Regions from separate parts of the Homo sapiens genome. Here regions 1 and 3 are each linked to region 2. Evidence: chromatin loops called from intact Hi-C (ENCODE). Cell type or tissue: Calu3. All regions are shown on one strand.

The links. Hi-C counts contacts between places; a loop is a spot of excess contacts. Peaks named below come from ENCODE experiments on the same cell type or tissue, not always from the same donor. Only the 100,000 strongest peaks of a DNase experiment are listed, where the experiment ranks them.
Region 1: a loop joins it to region 2, with 3.0 times the contacts of the local background. A loop is called at or near these places in 2 of 110 quality-filtered maps.
Region 3: a loop joins it to region 2, with 2.3 times the contacts of the local background. A loop is called at or near these places in 2 of 110 quality-filtered maps.

Annotation. Positions count from the first base shown.
Region 1 is chr1:87,924,909-87,929,908 of GRCh38, forward strand. No RefSeq gene overlaps it. Among named protein-coding and RNA genes, the nearest start is that of LINC01773, 21 kb to the left of the region's middle. In Calu3, no CTCF peak of the experiment used is centred here; a DNase peak (open chromatin) is centred at 2,933.
Region 2 is chr1:87,793,044-87,798,043 of GRCh38, forward strand. No RefSeq gene overlaps it. Among named protein-coding and RNA genes, the nearest start is that of LINC01773, 110 kb to the right of the region's middle. In Calu3, no CTCF peak of the experiment used is centred here; DNase peaks (open chromatin) are centred at 2,398 and 3,038.
Region 3 is chr1:87,865,314-87,870,313 of GRCh38, forward strand. No RefSeq gene overlaps it. Among named protein-coding and RNA genes, the nearest start is that of LINC01773, 39 kb to the right of the region's middle. In Calu3, no CTCF peak of the experiment used is centred here; no DNase peak of the experiment used is centred here.

The DNA.
Region 1 (5,000 bases), 130 kb after region 2:
GGGATCCTCCTGTCTCAGCCTCTGTAGTATTTGGGACTGCAGGTGTGCACCACTGTGCCTGGAAGCCTGTGGTTTTCAAACACTTATTTTTAAGCCAGCAGAATTATTTTGTTCAACAAAGTCTGACATGATAAACTAATAAATAAAAGTACTATTCTAATTAAAGATGGAATTGGGAAGCTCAAACTCTGTTCTCAGCCTCCTCCTCTTCTCAGGTAACTCTGAGGAATCCTCAAGGGGTCTGAAGGAAAGGCTCTTACTTAACATTTACGGAGCCCAGGGCAAGAGGACAAATGGAGACCATATGTCTAAATATTTAAGATAAATTGTTATAAATAAAACTAAGCAATCATTAAATAAAACATATTCTATCCCCTACTTTGTCAAATATATCTTCATAATGATGGAGAAGACTATGTTTAGATCTAGAATTCTTGTACTCCTCAGTTTGTGATGGAAAATTCTGGAATGAGAAAGACCAGCTCCTGGCTCTCTGCCCTTGGAACCCAGCCCACAGTCTCCCCAACTTTTCTTACCATTCCAAGTTCCATGGCCCACAGTGGGACTTCATATGTAATCTCTGGACACCCTACCCATAATTACAAACACCGTCCACGATCTTGTCCACAATCTCTGCAAAATAGCCTTGCAGTACACCCTTGGGAGGTAAAATTTAAGAGAAATGACTATTCAGGTTCAGGCCATTTTTTTTTTCAGAGAAATTCTGGGTCCCAAGTACCCAGATCATGGTCTAGAAAGCAGGCATAGGCTCCTGGTGGACACATCCCCTCAGCCCCACAGATTACATGCTATAAGCCTATGGCAGGGGTTATAGCCACCAAGACAAACTGCTCTAAGGTATAGAACCCTGGCTCAAAGCCTCTCTTGTCCAAGTCTGAGAGCAGTACTGACTAGATGGAGTTTGAAAACCATCTGTGTGAGTCCTTGAGGGTCTCTTGTGAATGCACTTTGATGGGGTACGTGGATACTTAAGTCAGGTCTTTATAATCAACCCATTGTCTATGTCTCAAGGCTGCAATGTTTCAACTCCTGTCAACTTTTCAGCCTGCCAGCCTGCCCTATAGATGTTATACTTGCCAGCCCCCACTATAGCATGAAGCAATTCCTTAAAATAAATCATATATATCTTCCATTGGTTCCTTTTCTCTGCAGAATCCTGAAAATACACCTCAGACATTTAGTCTGAATCACATTGTTGATGTACATATCTGAAGGCCTTCTTGATGATTGGCTCTTATAAAACTGGTTTTAACAACAGATAAGAAACAACAACAAATCATACCTGTAGGATTTAGTGAATTCACATAGGCCTAGTCCAATCATGTAAGGTATTCACTGTCATGGTGGGAAAGTCATGGCCTTTGGAATGTGTTAGACCTGAGTTCAAACCTTCTATTTGGCACTTACTTTGTTATATGACCTGGGGCTAGTTTCTGACTCCTCTGACAGTTCATTATCTAATCAACATCATCAGAGTAATAACAACAACCTCTGAGCTAGTGAAAGGATAATATGGCAAGTACATAATATAAGCTTGACATGCAGAATAACAATTTCAAAAAAATAACAACCACCCCTTATGACTATTACCTTCAACACTGGAACCAAAATTATTATGCTGGAAATTATGTAACATACAAATATGAAAACATACATTCAGCACAATGTAGTGACTAAGAGAATAAGCTTTGGACTTAGACCACGGCCATTGGCGTGTTCACTCTATCACCTGCTTCAGCAGAGATCTTGAGCTAGTTACTTCTCTGTGCACCGGATTTCTTCATCTGTAAAATTTATCTCATAGAGGTTTAATGAGAAAAAAAATGATGATGCATGTGTAGCACTGAGAACAGGGTCTTGTGCCTTATAAGCACTCAATATATGTTATCTATTATTATTATCCCCTTAATAAATATTACAAATTTATTTGACGAATGTTTATTAAATACCTACAATGTACCACAGAATATGCTAGGAACAGTTCCTGCTCCCACCAAACCATGGCCTGACTTTCATGAATGTAAAACTCATGGGGGATTGCCATGACTAGTAGATCCTACAACATTGATTAAGTTCATTTTTAGCTTAGGCTCTTACATTTGAAAAGCACAAAACAGTTCTCAGATAGAGAGTACAGTCATTGAATAGTAAGAATGTGGGATGATTTGGCAAACTCAACCCAGCAATTGCAGACATACATAATTTCTGGACAATAGCGTGGAAACTTGGAGGAAATAGTTCATTCTCTCAAACCATTATTATACTTATAACTAGAAGCAACATCACAGTCAGGATGCACACAAATCCATAATGTTTCTAACCCATGGAATCTTAACTACATTTAATTGGGAAAGTAATTTTACTGATGACTTTTCAGAGCTGCTGTGCTGAAAGAAATAAAGTTTAAGTAAAAGGATTGCTTTTTCCTGACTAGTGAGAGACATTTAAGGGTTTGACATCTAATATGATAATGGCATAAATTTCTCTGTTACTTATCAATTGAAGGTTATTTTTTAAACATAAACATTATATTTTTATGAAAGAAAGCAAGATCAGGAATGAAAATTGTCATTTTTATGGAAGCCAGATCTCTCTAAGATAATTGCATGTGTACATTCAAGGATAGAGATTTATAGCTGAAGCACACTTTGTAGATTTCAGTAACAGATACAGGCCTTGAAATACATCTGCAATGCAGGAGATCAAACAGATTTTTTTTCTTTTTTAGTTAAAGCTCATGATAGCACAGTAAGAAAATGAGCTGACAACTTACTGAGTTAATCTCTCCCCTTTCACCTCCTGTACAATAGATTTTTCACAGTTCCTACCACTTTTATTGTCTCTTATCTCAGATATTCTCCCACATCACACCTGGAATTTGTGGTCACTGAGTCAGGCCCCCAAGCTTTTCCCTGTTGGTGGGAAGCTCTGGCATTGAAGGCTGCCCTGTTTGTAAGAGTAATAAGTGCTGCCAACAGGAAGGACTAATCTCGACCAAGCCCCAGGGTTCTCTAACCTCTGGAAAAACTCATCTTATCCCTGAAGCTGCACCCCTGTCTGTAAGTGTTAAACCTTACAATAACCTAGGGAAACATAACAACTGCAATTCACTGAACCTCAGAATTCGTTGGGTGTGGACTGTCGAATTGCAGTGAGCACCATATATATTAACATGCTGAAGAGCTGAATCAACACCCAAGCTTATTTTTCTGAATAAGAAATTCATGGAATCTCAGTCATGCAAAGGACTTTTAATAGTGAAGGGGAAAAAGTGGATAAAGAAGGATAAAAGGGGTAAGGATGACACAGAAAGGAAGGAATAGACAGATGTGAAGCCTGTAGAAAAGGCACGGTGAGAAATGAAAATCCAAGCTGTACAAGTTAAATCTTACATATCAAAGAAAATTTTCAATCCCCTAAAATGTTTCCAAGTCCTAGCAAATGTTTCACTTGTGTTAAGGGAGATGCTATATTGTAAAAATTGCCTATAGCAATGGAATTTATATGACCTTTTGGTGTGGTAATAGATAAGGACTGCATGGCAAAAAGGAGATATATCTTGTGGCCAGAAAGACCCACATTCAAATTTTATATCTACTAATTCAAAGCTGGGTGGTCTTGGATAAATCACTTAGCTTACTAGCCTTAATTTCCCTATCCATAAAAAAGAAGTAGTTTATTAAACAGTTCAGTCTATATGGGGTGCACTGTAAGTGGTGATTATTATTAAAGAATATGACTTTCACTTAGAAAACTACTGGGCTATAAGTATCAGGCAAAATATACTAGGTTAAGCAATCAATAGGCAAGTCATCATATATCCCAGTTTGCTCAGGACAGCCCCAGTTTATACCTGTTGTCTTGGCATAATTATTAACAGAGCCTTCTTTCACTCTGCAATAGATGATACGGTCACTTTGGTAATAGGCCAAATACTCAAAGGTCAGACAAGGCAGAAGTGAGCAGATGCAGGCATCAGGCAACAAAGAGAGAGTCCCAGTGAAGGAAGCTGAGTGGTCCTAGCAAATTAAGTGGATCTGATGCTAAGCTTTCACCTAGGTCAGTCATCTACTCATTAGAGAGTCAGAATCTATGGAAAAATGTCCTTATGTGTAAACACTTCTGGAAATAGTTTTATTTCATCAAATGTTTTCTGGTATCTACTAGGCACCTGACATTACCCTAAAAATGTCTACCTTCAAAAATTTCAAGTAGATTATCCAAGAAAGAACTATAACATTTATTTTACATTTTAATTGTTAAATTTATTTTTTATTATAGTTGTTAAATTAGAGGCCTTAACAAAAGTCTATGGGAGAGTTTCAAAGAAACCTTTCTCTTTGCCTAGGAAGAGAGAGCAACAATGGGTAGACTGAGAGTCAACTTTGAAATTTGGGTAGATATTTTCCTGGAAGACAAGTATTTTCACTACTTTTTCCAGAGTGAAATGCATAAGGATGGATACATACAGGATGCCTAACTTGTCTATACAATTCTCAGAAAACAGAGTAGCTTTGATGAATGGCAGATGAAAATATTACCTGAGTAAGGTGAAGAAGGGCTTGTATGAGCCAGAATAACCTTGAGCCAACTAAGGTTTATTATACGTAATGAAATTATTGAAAAAGGATGAGAACTTCGGCATGCTGTCACAACGAAACTCTTGGGTTTATTTTTAGTACAATTCCTGAAAATGAATATTTGAGAGGGGGAAAGGCTCCAGGGAATGTAGCACACTGGCAGATATTTGTTCAAGTTAAATTTCACAACCATTAAAAATAAACAGAATTAGTTCTTCATTTTGTTGCTTTCCATGTCTCCTTTATTTTTACAAAATGCTTTTTTTTTTTTTTTTTTAGTTTGTAGGCCTCTTTTTGTCTAACTGTGAAACATAATGTTTCACTGCTATTAGTGGATAAGCAAAATTCTCCCTAGACTGCCATCAGGAAGCAAGTATGGAGCCAGTATGAACCATGGTA
Region 2 (5,000 bases):
CCTCTGCATAAATTGTCCTACTTATCAGATAATGTTTGGGGAACTCTTTCCAGCAGCTGTCTATTAGCTATCTTCAAAAATTCTCTCCTTAGGCCACAGAAGTGGGTACTGAGGCATTACTGCTCTAAATGATATTCCTTAATAGAAAACATTGTTTTTCTATTCATTCCTTCATTCGCTCATCACATATGCTATAAGTGCTCTCTGCACACCTCATGCCATGTTTAGAGGCAGATCTGGAAAAGATGACTCCACGTCTCCACTTTTGCACAATGGACTTTCTGATTATCTCAAGGAGAGGGAGTAGATGATGCTATAAATGAATATTCTAGGGTGCTCTAACCTCGTACACAGCTTCAGTGAATGCAAATTGTTATCGTAGTCTTAGTGGCTTTGTTTCTAAACTACCTCAGGCTGGCTGGTCACCATAACTTTGGTCCTGACAGATGGATACAGGACTAACTGCAGGGTTTCAAGTATATTCAGAGTATAAAGCCAAAAACAAAAAATGCAAGAAAAAAGCATCATCAATGTATGTTAGACAAATAGTAAAAATATTATGCCATTATTTTTTCTCATTCTAGTGGAATATTCAATTTCTTATTTTGTATTTGTAATTCTGTGTTCCTTCTTAAAACAAGCTCCTTCCCCTGTCCACAGCTGTATATGCTTTAGGCCCCACAAAACTTAAATTTGCCCTTGGTGGAGAGATGTGAATTCTTCTTTATATGTTCTGCTGTTATCTAGCTGTGACTACTAGGGTTGGTCAGCAAATTTATTTATTTATTTATGGTTGTTGTTACTATTATCATTTTTTAAAAGGGGAAAAAATCCTTGTTTCTTTATTTTAAATTTTTCCCTCTTATTTCCTGTCAACAAAAACCCCAAATATTTTCCCAGTAACAGAAACCAGAAATCTGGGAGTCAGTCTGGTCCCTTAACCTGTCAAAGCCAAACCAATGTATGATTCTTTTGATTTTGACTTCCATATCTCTCTCAATTTCATATCCTTTCCTTCATCCACCTCCACTCTTGTGACCACTGTACAAGTTACCATCACTCAAAACACTCCTAGGTTCTAAACAATCACAGTGAACTTGTAGGAGATACATTTTACAAACTTTCTGCAAAATGTTCCAATAATTTATACTAAGTATCTTCAGGTCATTTTGTTTTATTTTAAAAATCTTATTTCTTTCAATATTTATTTATTATTTTACCTCATGTTTCTTTTAAACTTACATAACTTTTAAACTTACATATTTTCAATGAATGGTATTGGTGAGTTTTAGAAAACGTTAAGCAGTGGAAATATACTTGTCATGGTAAAATTCATTCTAGTTAAGGGATCATTTACAAACCCTCCAGCCCTCCCTACTTCAGCTTGGTAGTGCATCTACTACAGCAGTTCAGCCTCAAAGGTCATCTGTGGGACTTCTATTGATGTTTGGCTCTGGAATTCCTTTTTATCTTTCATATATTTAAGCCCTGAGTTGCTACCTAATCTAAAATTCCCTCAAGTGGACATTGAGTTATCTATCTCCTTATAGTTCTCATTGGACCTAGTACTGAAACACTGGAAGTCCTTACTAAGTATTTGTGAATTTGTTCAATTTATTTGAATTATGAGATTTTGCACTGGTAACCATCCATCCATCCACCCATTTATCCATCCATCCATCCATTTAACAAACATTAATTAAATGCCTATCTGTGCCACTATGGATGCCTAGAGTGGGAACAAATGAAAGCTGGGCTGTTCTGGTGGAAGTGGGCTGGAGGACCTGGAGTCCGGCCTAGCTAACTTCCTCCCGGTAGCATTTGAAGCTTACATCTGTGGATAGGTGTGAGCCATGTGTGCCAGGCACTATCCCCACAACCTCACTCTGCCAGGTACTTCCTAGGCCATGTGCTGGCGATATAACAGTTAACACTATACAGTGCCTTCCCTCCAAAAGCTCACATTGTCATGGGCAAGACCAGGAGGTAATGAGACAAACCGTAATGACTTCGCCTAAAGAAGCTAAAGAAGTTACACAGTGGGGATATCTTTTGAGCTAGGTCTTGAAGAATGAGGGAACCATCCAGCAGGCATATAAAGTGGGGAAGCACTCCTAGGATAGGAATTGGCATCAGCAAGGGCATAGTGGTGTGCAAGCACATGCCAGTGAAGACAAGAGGGGGCTTCTGTGGCTCCAACATAGCACACATGGAGGTGGAGCAGAGGTGTCACAGCAATGGGATACTGTAGAGCTTTGTTGACTATCCTGAATGCAACCAGCAGCCACCATCGCTTTTAAATGGGGAGATGTGATCAGCCTTGCATTTCAAAGCTAATATAGAAAACACCTTGCTGGTTCTGAGCCTCCAGAGCAGGAATCCTATACCCAGATTCCAAAATGATTTGTCACTTGGTATATAACTGTGGATGTCTGCCAGATGACTCATAGAAGCCGCTATCACAGACCCATCCCTCTGATATTAATTGTACTTAATCTGAACTGTGAAACTCCAATAGTGTTGAGGAACGAGAAAGAAAACATGTTTGAAACATAACTCTCTTATTTTAAAAGTTTTCAAAGAAAGTAAGAATTCTGGACAAGGAACTACAATATTCACTGTCTTTCTCTAACTGTACATTTCTTCTAAACAATTTTCTGAGATTTCTCCATTGATTAAAGTTAGGACTTCACTGTGGGAACCCTAGAGTTTTAGACAAACATAGATTACGCTTTGGATAATGCTGTGCACAGTGAGATGGAATATGCCTACTTTTGTGTATCTAAAAATGATTAAGAAGTTCTGTCCTGAATGTGAAAGCCAGAATGAAATGATACACATTAGGCACAAAGCAAAGAAGTAAAGTACCACCTGGAGAGCAAAAAATATGGGTTTTGACATGGGCATATCTGTAGGTCTATCAAAAATATGATAAGGCAGAAAAAGCTGCTTGCATTAAGATCCATGTCTCTGAATTCTCCCAGAATCCAGGCACAGTCAAGTGTGGGGAGATTGGCACTTCCCTAGGGAGGTCTTCTAGGCAGAATGAGCAGAAACGTTAATCATTAACTCCAATGCAAACCCGTGTGTTAAGAGTTCATATTTGTAAATGTTTTTTGATCCTCAGTTAAGCTGTTTCATATACCAGCACTCCCTAGGTAACTCCAAAACTTTTTCTTTTTTTTTTTTTTCAGTTGAGACCTTGAGTGGGGGAGGAGGTTGTGTTTGGGGAGAGAGTTAGAGCTTCTCTGCACCTGGGAAAATGCTAATTCCTGTTTTTAAGAAAATAGGCTAAGAAAAGGCTCAAGGGAGTCTAGGACATCAAAGAACTCTTTTAAAACAACTTTTTTTGACGATTTAAATGAAAATGAGGCAGACATATATGGATTAAATTTCCCCTTAAAGCAGCCTGAGGTTTAAAGATTAAGGGGGAAAGAGATGGAGGTAAAATGTATTGGGGGTTTATTATCAGAGTTTCAACTACCCAGACTGAGTGCATTAACCCATGATGCGTCCATGTGCACTCCCATATGTGTGCTTGCATGCAGACGTGCGCACACGTGTGCCCCACGGCCGTGAGACAGTCCCTCCGTAGCTGATGATTTATGCAGCTTGCCAGAAGAGAAGTAGGCCACGCCAGCCTTGAAAGCACTTTAGTTTGGTTGTTTTTACTCATGAAGGACATGTTGTCCTGTAATTACTCTGTCATTTCTTAAGAGGTGAAATTCTTAACAGGTTTGTGCTTTATGTGTTGCTGTGAGTGTTCTTGTCAGAGCACATCTAACCACGTTGGAATCCCCATTCCATATGGCCTTTATGGGGAACAAAGAGAAACTGGACATTTTAACATGTATTAAAGCATCTAGGAGAAAAAAAGCATGAGTCAAGGAGGACATAGATAAGGTGCAGAAAAATTGCAAACAACGTTCCTGTTACCTCTTCAGGCTTCAAAATACCTATGAAATAAATACTTCGTCATTAACTTCTTTTTTGTTCCATTTCTCTCTCTGTCAACAAACAAGTATAACATTTTGTATCTGCATGTGATAACAAAATAGGGTAGGGTAAAAATAGCTAATGTTTAACTCAAAGGAAAAAATGAAAAACATACAACTCTAACTAATGTAAATGTTAAAGTTACATTTTAATACTTAAGAGAATGTAAAAGGAGAGATGCTGGAATTGATCAAGTTAGTTATTTGTTCTGTGTACTACTGATAAATGTTCCAAGGTTAGTGAATTAAAAAAAAAGAAAAGTTTGAGAGCCTCAAATAATTAAGAATTTTACTGTTTCAAAGATCAAATGCAATAGGAATGTAATTCATTTTTTTCTATACCAAAATTAATCCGTCAGTTTGAAAAGTCTAGCACTGTGAAATGTTATAGGGCATTTCTGAGCCAAGTCAGAACGAACATTTTAGCAGGCTTATCATCAGCTTAAGAATGATGTTCTAATTTCATAAATTGTAAAAAAAAGCCTTGCCTTCTTTAAGTCCATAGGAAAGTCAGATCAATAGGTGAAATGTCTGCTTTGTATGATTAAGAAAGCGGAAGTCTAACCTCGGTGTATGATATAGGCAATTACTTTCTAGTGAGTTCTCAAGGCTAGGTCTCCTCCTGAGGTTCTTAAACTGTAATCATCAAACATAGTTACTTTTCATTTGGACCCAGCCCATAGCAACACAGCCATTTATCATTCCATCAGCTACCTGCTCTCTGCTGGGGCATTTTAGTAATCAAGCTCTCTGTCTTGTCCCCTCACCTGCACACTAGTGCTCAGAAATCTCTGTTAACTTGAACTTTTGAAAACATAACGCATAATGATCATGGAAGTCAATGCTGAGATTCAGCCAGTGCACAATGGGTTACAGCCACCGTGCTTATGTTTGGAGTCTTTTCTGATGGTGGCATCATCTTTGTTACTCAGTGCTCATGAAAAATTGATTTTTACATATTTTGAATATTATCCTTGAATGGATGCATAGTGATTGCTATCCTAA
Region 3 (5,000 bases), 72 kb after region 2:
TCTGCTGCTTGCCATCATAGAAAAGCATCATGGGACCAGACTTAAATTCCCATTATAATAATTAAAATGTTTGACAAATATATAAAGTAGTTGTTTTTAGACATTGAACAACAGGCAGCATAGAACTATAATCCCTGAGAAAAGGGAAACAAAAGAGATGAGCCCTATAATCCCCTTGTATTTCTCCCTGGAGTCAGTTTCTAGCCTGTGAGTACAGGGATGGAAACCTAAACAGAACCCAGAGCCCCCTGGGATTAGGACGTGAACTTGAAATTTAATGGGGGCAGAGACAGCTGTAAGTTGTAGGACAGACTCCAAAAGGAGGGAGTCATTAAGAAAAAGTTTTCAATAATTAGTGTAGATTTCCCTTTGAGTCTTGCTGATTATTAGGCCATGCATGTATAAATCTGTATAAAGAACAAGTAGAGTATGGTGAGTTAAACAAACAACTTCCAGAGTTCACAAAGGACAAAAAGGTGTTCTACCTCCCAACTGCTAGAGTTGAGAATCCTTAGTGACCATCTGGGACCCCAGAGGGGTTATGCCTTAGAAATGGGACTGAGTAATTACTAGAGCGAAGACTTGTCTAGAGGTTCTAACAAAGCTTAAAACACGTTCTGGAAGGATAAAGTTGATAGAGTATATTTATCAAGGTTCTCCACAGAAACAAAAGCAATAGAATAGAATAGATAGATAGATAGACAGACAGACAGACAGACAGACAGATAGATACACAGACAGACAGACAGACAGACAGTTATAAATGTAGAAGAGAGGATTTATTACGGGAACTGGTTCATGCAATTATAGAGGCTGAGAAGTTCCATGATACACCATCTGCAAGCTGGAGAAAAACAAAAGCCAGTAGTTTAACTCTCAGTCTCAGTTTGAAGGCCTAAGAAACTATGAGGCTGCTAGTGTAAGTCCCAGAGTCTGATGGCCAGGGAACCTGGAGTTCTGATGTCTGAGGGCAGAAGATGGATATTCCAGCTCCAAAAGAGAGAGTAAATTTTCCCTTTCTCCACCTTTTTCTTCTAGGTTGGCCCTCAATGGATTGGATGACGCCTGCCCACACTGGTGAGGGCAGATCTTCTTTGCTTGGTCTACTCTTTCAAACACCGATCTCTTCCAAAAACGTCCTCACAGGCACAACCAAAAATATTGTTTTACCAGCTATCGTAATATCCTTTAACCTAGTCATGTTGACACATAAAATTAATTATCACAGCAAGTAACTTAAACACACAGACAGAGAGAGAGAGAGAGAATCAGAAATACATATGAAGATAACAAAATCCAAACAGTCAGACAATGTTCAGCACCCAATCCAAAATTACTAGATAGTCTAAAAAACTAAAATATGCAATTAGGAGAAAAATCAGTCAATGGAAACAGAATAAGACATGACAGAGATGATAGAACTAGCAGACAGAAAAGATGTTACAACAACTGTTATACTATGTAAACTACTTAGAACAAAAGTACATAATAAAAAGATACAGAGAAAAATAAAAAGTCTAGACATGAAAAATATAACTCTGTAATGAAAACTTTACTGAATGAGGTTAATATCAACAGATAATAGACACTGCAGATGAAATAAAATAATCAGTAGTCTTTCATATAACAATAGAATAAAGCAAAAGAGAAGAAACAAACAAACAAAAAAAACCCCAAAGCTTCTGTGATCTATGGAACATTATAAAGTATTTAAAAGGTACGAATTATGTCCTGGGGGTAAGAGGGGGAAAATATTTGATGAAATAGTGGCCAAAACATCTTCACATTTGCTAAAAACTATAAAGCCAAATTCCAAGAAGCTCAATGTAAACTTAATGAAGAATGAACACCCCCCCCGCCCCCCCGCCAGCAACAGACATACACACAGAGTGAAGTGGAAGGTGAAATAATATTGAGAGAAACAGTGATAATCATACAATCTTAAAAATAGAGAAAAAAGAAACATTACATAGAAATACAAAGATATGAAGCTAAAGACTTCTTGTGAGACGTTATCAAAGTCAGGAGGAAATGGAGTGGCATATTAAAAGTACTAAGAATGCTGTCAGCCTATAATTTTACACTCAATGAAAATATCCATACAAAGGGGGGGTGGGTAAAAGAGATTTTGCAGAAATCAAAAACTGAGGGTGTCATCAGCAGACATGAACTATAAGAAATGTAAAATGAAGCTCAACAGCAGAAATAAAATGATACCAAATGGAGACATGTATCTCAAAAAATAACAAGATTGCAAAAAATTGTAAATATGTGGGCAAACATAGCAGATTTTTTTGTGTGTTTTAAAATTCTTTAAAATATACTTGTTTAATTTGGAAGCAATGGTAACATATTGTGGGGTTTATAGTATGCTGTTTAGGGACCTTATAATAAATATGAAGAGCAGGGTAACCCATTTTATTCCCGTGTGCCTGTGACTTTCCTGGTTTGGTCACTAAAAGTCCTAAAAACTGGGAACTCCCTACTTCTACCCACAGACCTTGGCAAACAGGAATGGTTAGTCATCCAAGGTGGAAAAGCAGCTGTAATACATTAAAAGTGCATTTTGTAAGCCCTAGAAAAACCACTGAAAAACAAAACAAAAAAAAGTATAGCTCATAAGTAAATAGTAGAGATAAAATGGAATACTAAAAATACTCAGTTAATCCAAAAGTAGGCAGGAAAAGAGTAAAAAAGGAACAAAAAGGAGATGACACAAATAGAAAAAAAAGCAAGTTGAAAATTTAAACTGACAAATATCAATAATTATATTAAATTTAAATGGCCTGAACACTTCAATTAAAAGACAGAAATTGTCAGAATAGATCATCAAAGACCTAATTTCATGTTGTTAACAAGAAACTCATTTAAAATATAAAACACAAATAGGTTAAAAGTAAAAAGATGAAAAAGTTATACCATGAAAACCCAGAGCATTACAAAAAGTTGGAGTGGATGTAATTAATATCAGATAAAACAGATTTCAGAACATGGCATATTACCTAGAATTTCATGATCTTAAAGGGATCAAACCACTAAGGAGACAAACAATCCTAAATATGTATGCATTTGATAATAGGGCTTCAGGAATATGAAGCAAAATCTGAATAAACTGAAAGAATAAATATTAATAGAGCAAATCGACAGATAGTAAGAGTATAGATGCCTGGACAATACTAAACAACTTGATATAATTGACATTTATAGAACTCTGCAACCAGCATCAGCAATATACACATTTTTTTCAGGACTGTTTGAAACATTCAGCTAGACCATATTCTAAATCAAAAAGTAATTTTCAATAAGTTTAGAAATATAATTAAAATAATACAGTATATGCTACCTAATGATAAAGAAATTAAATTAGAAAGTAATAATAGAAAAATACCTGAAAATCTTCAGTATGTGGAAATAAAGCATGCTTTTAAATACCCACGGGAACAAAGAAGAAATTACAGGAAAATTATAAAATATTTTGAAAAAAAAGAAAACTAAAAACGCAACATATTAAAATCATGGGTTGCAGCTAAAGGCTGGAGAAAATTTTATAGCTTTAATGGTTATATTGAAACAGACAAAGATTCTAAAACCAATAATCTAAACTCCCACATTAAGAAATGAAAAATAGGAACAAATTAAACTCAAAATAAGCAGAAGAAAGGAAATAATAAAGGTGAGAAGAAAGTAATGAAATAGAAAAAGAATAGAGGGAGCCTATGAAACCGAATCTTGCTCCTTTGAAGAAAAACAGAACAAAATTGATAAACTTCTGGCTAGGCTGGTCAAGATTGAAAGAAGAGATAAATTGCTAACATTCAGGATGAAACAGAGGAGCTCACTATGTATCCTATAGAGATTATAGTAATAATATGATAATATCACAAAAACTTCCCTTCTAACAAGTACAACAATTGAAATGGACAAATTCTTTGAAAGACACAAGTTACTAAAACAGACTCAACTATTTTAACGCAATCGGTATCTACAACAATTACCATGAAACCATTTTGACAAGGTCACTGATGACTGCCCTGCTACTGAATACAATAATCTTTCAGTACCGATTTTTCTATTTGATGGTATTGAGCACTTCCTGAAATTTTTCTTTCTCTTTTTGGTGACATAATACTTTCTTTGATTTGTTCCTGTCTCTATGGTTATTCTTTATCATAATCTTCCATGGCTTAATTTTCCTTTGTCCACATGTTGGCTTTCTCTCAAAGTCTGTCCTGGACTCCACTCTCACTCAAAAACCTCTCTGGGTGATCTCATTTATTTTCAAGACTTTATTATCCTCTGTAGACTGATAAATCCCATATTTGTGACTCAATCAGGCAATTAAATATCTGCACCTGAGTGTATCACAGGCACCATGAACTCAACATTTCAAAATGGATTTCATTTGCTGTCCATATTGGAACTTTCATCTTTGCTTTTGCTTTCTCAATAAATGCCTGAGTCATTTCTGCAATTTCCTTATTTTCCCAAGCCAGGAAGTTTAGAGTCATCTTTCACTGCCTGTCTCTCTCAGTTTCATAATCCAGCTAGTCATCAAGTTGTGTAGACTCCACCTACCTACCTACTGTTTGCATTATTACTACTTAACTTTAGGTCGCTATTTCTTGCTTAGTATATCCCTCAAACTGTTCTCTCTTACTTCCTTTTTCCCCACTACTCTATTCCATTGTCTACATGTGCAAGAATTATCTTTCAGAAACAGGAACCTGATTATTCTCCTTCTTAAAGCCCTTGATCACTAACCTTTACAGTTAGAATAAGGATCAAACCCTATTGCAGTGTGCAATGTCTTTTGCAGTTTGATCCTTGCTTTTCTTTCACCTTATCTATCACCTCTTGCTCAGCCTTTACAATTTGCCCTTTAATTGTGATTACTTGCAGTTTTATTCATTTGTTCTCCCTATCCACTACCCTCAAGCTCTATACATTGGTGCTGTCTCAGACGAGAAAGCTTTCCCTCAACCCCTTTCCACATTACTTCT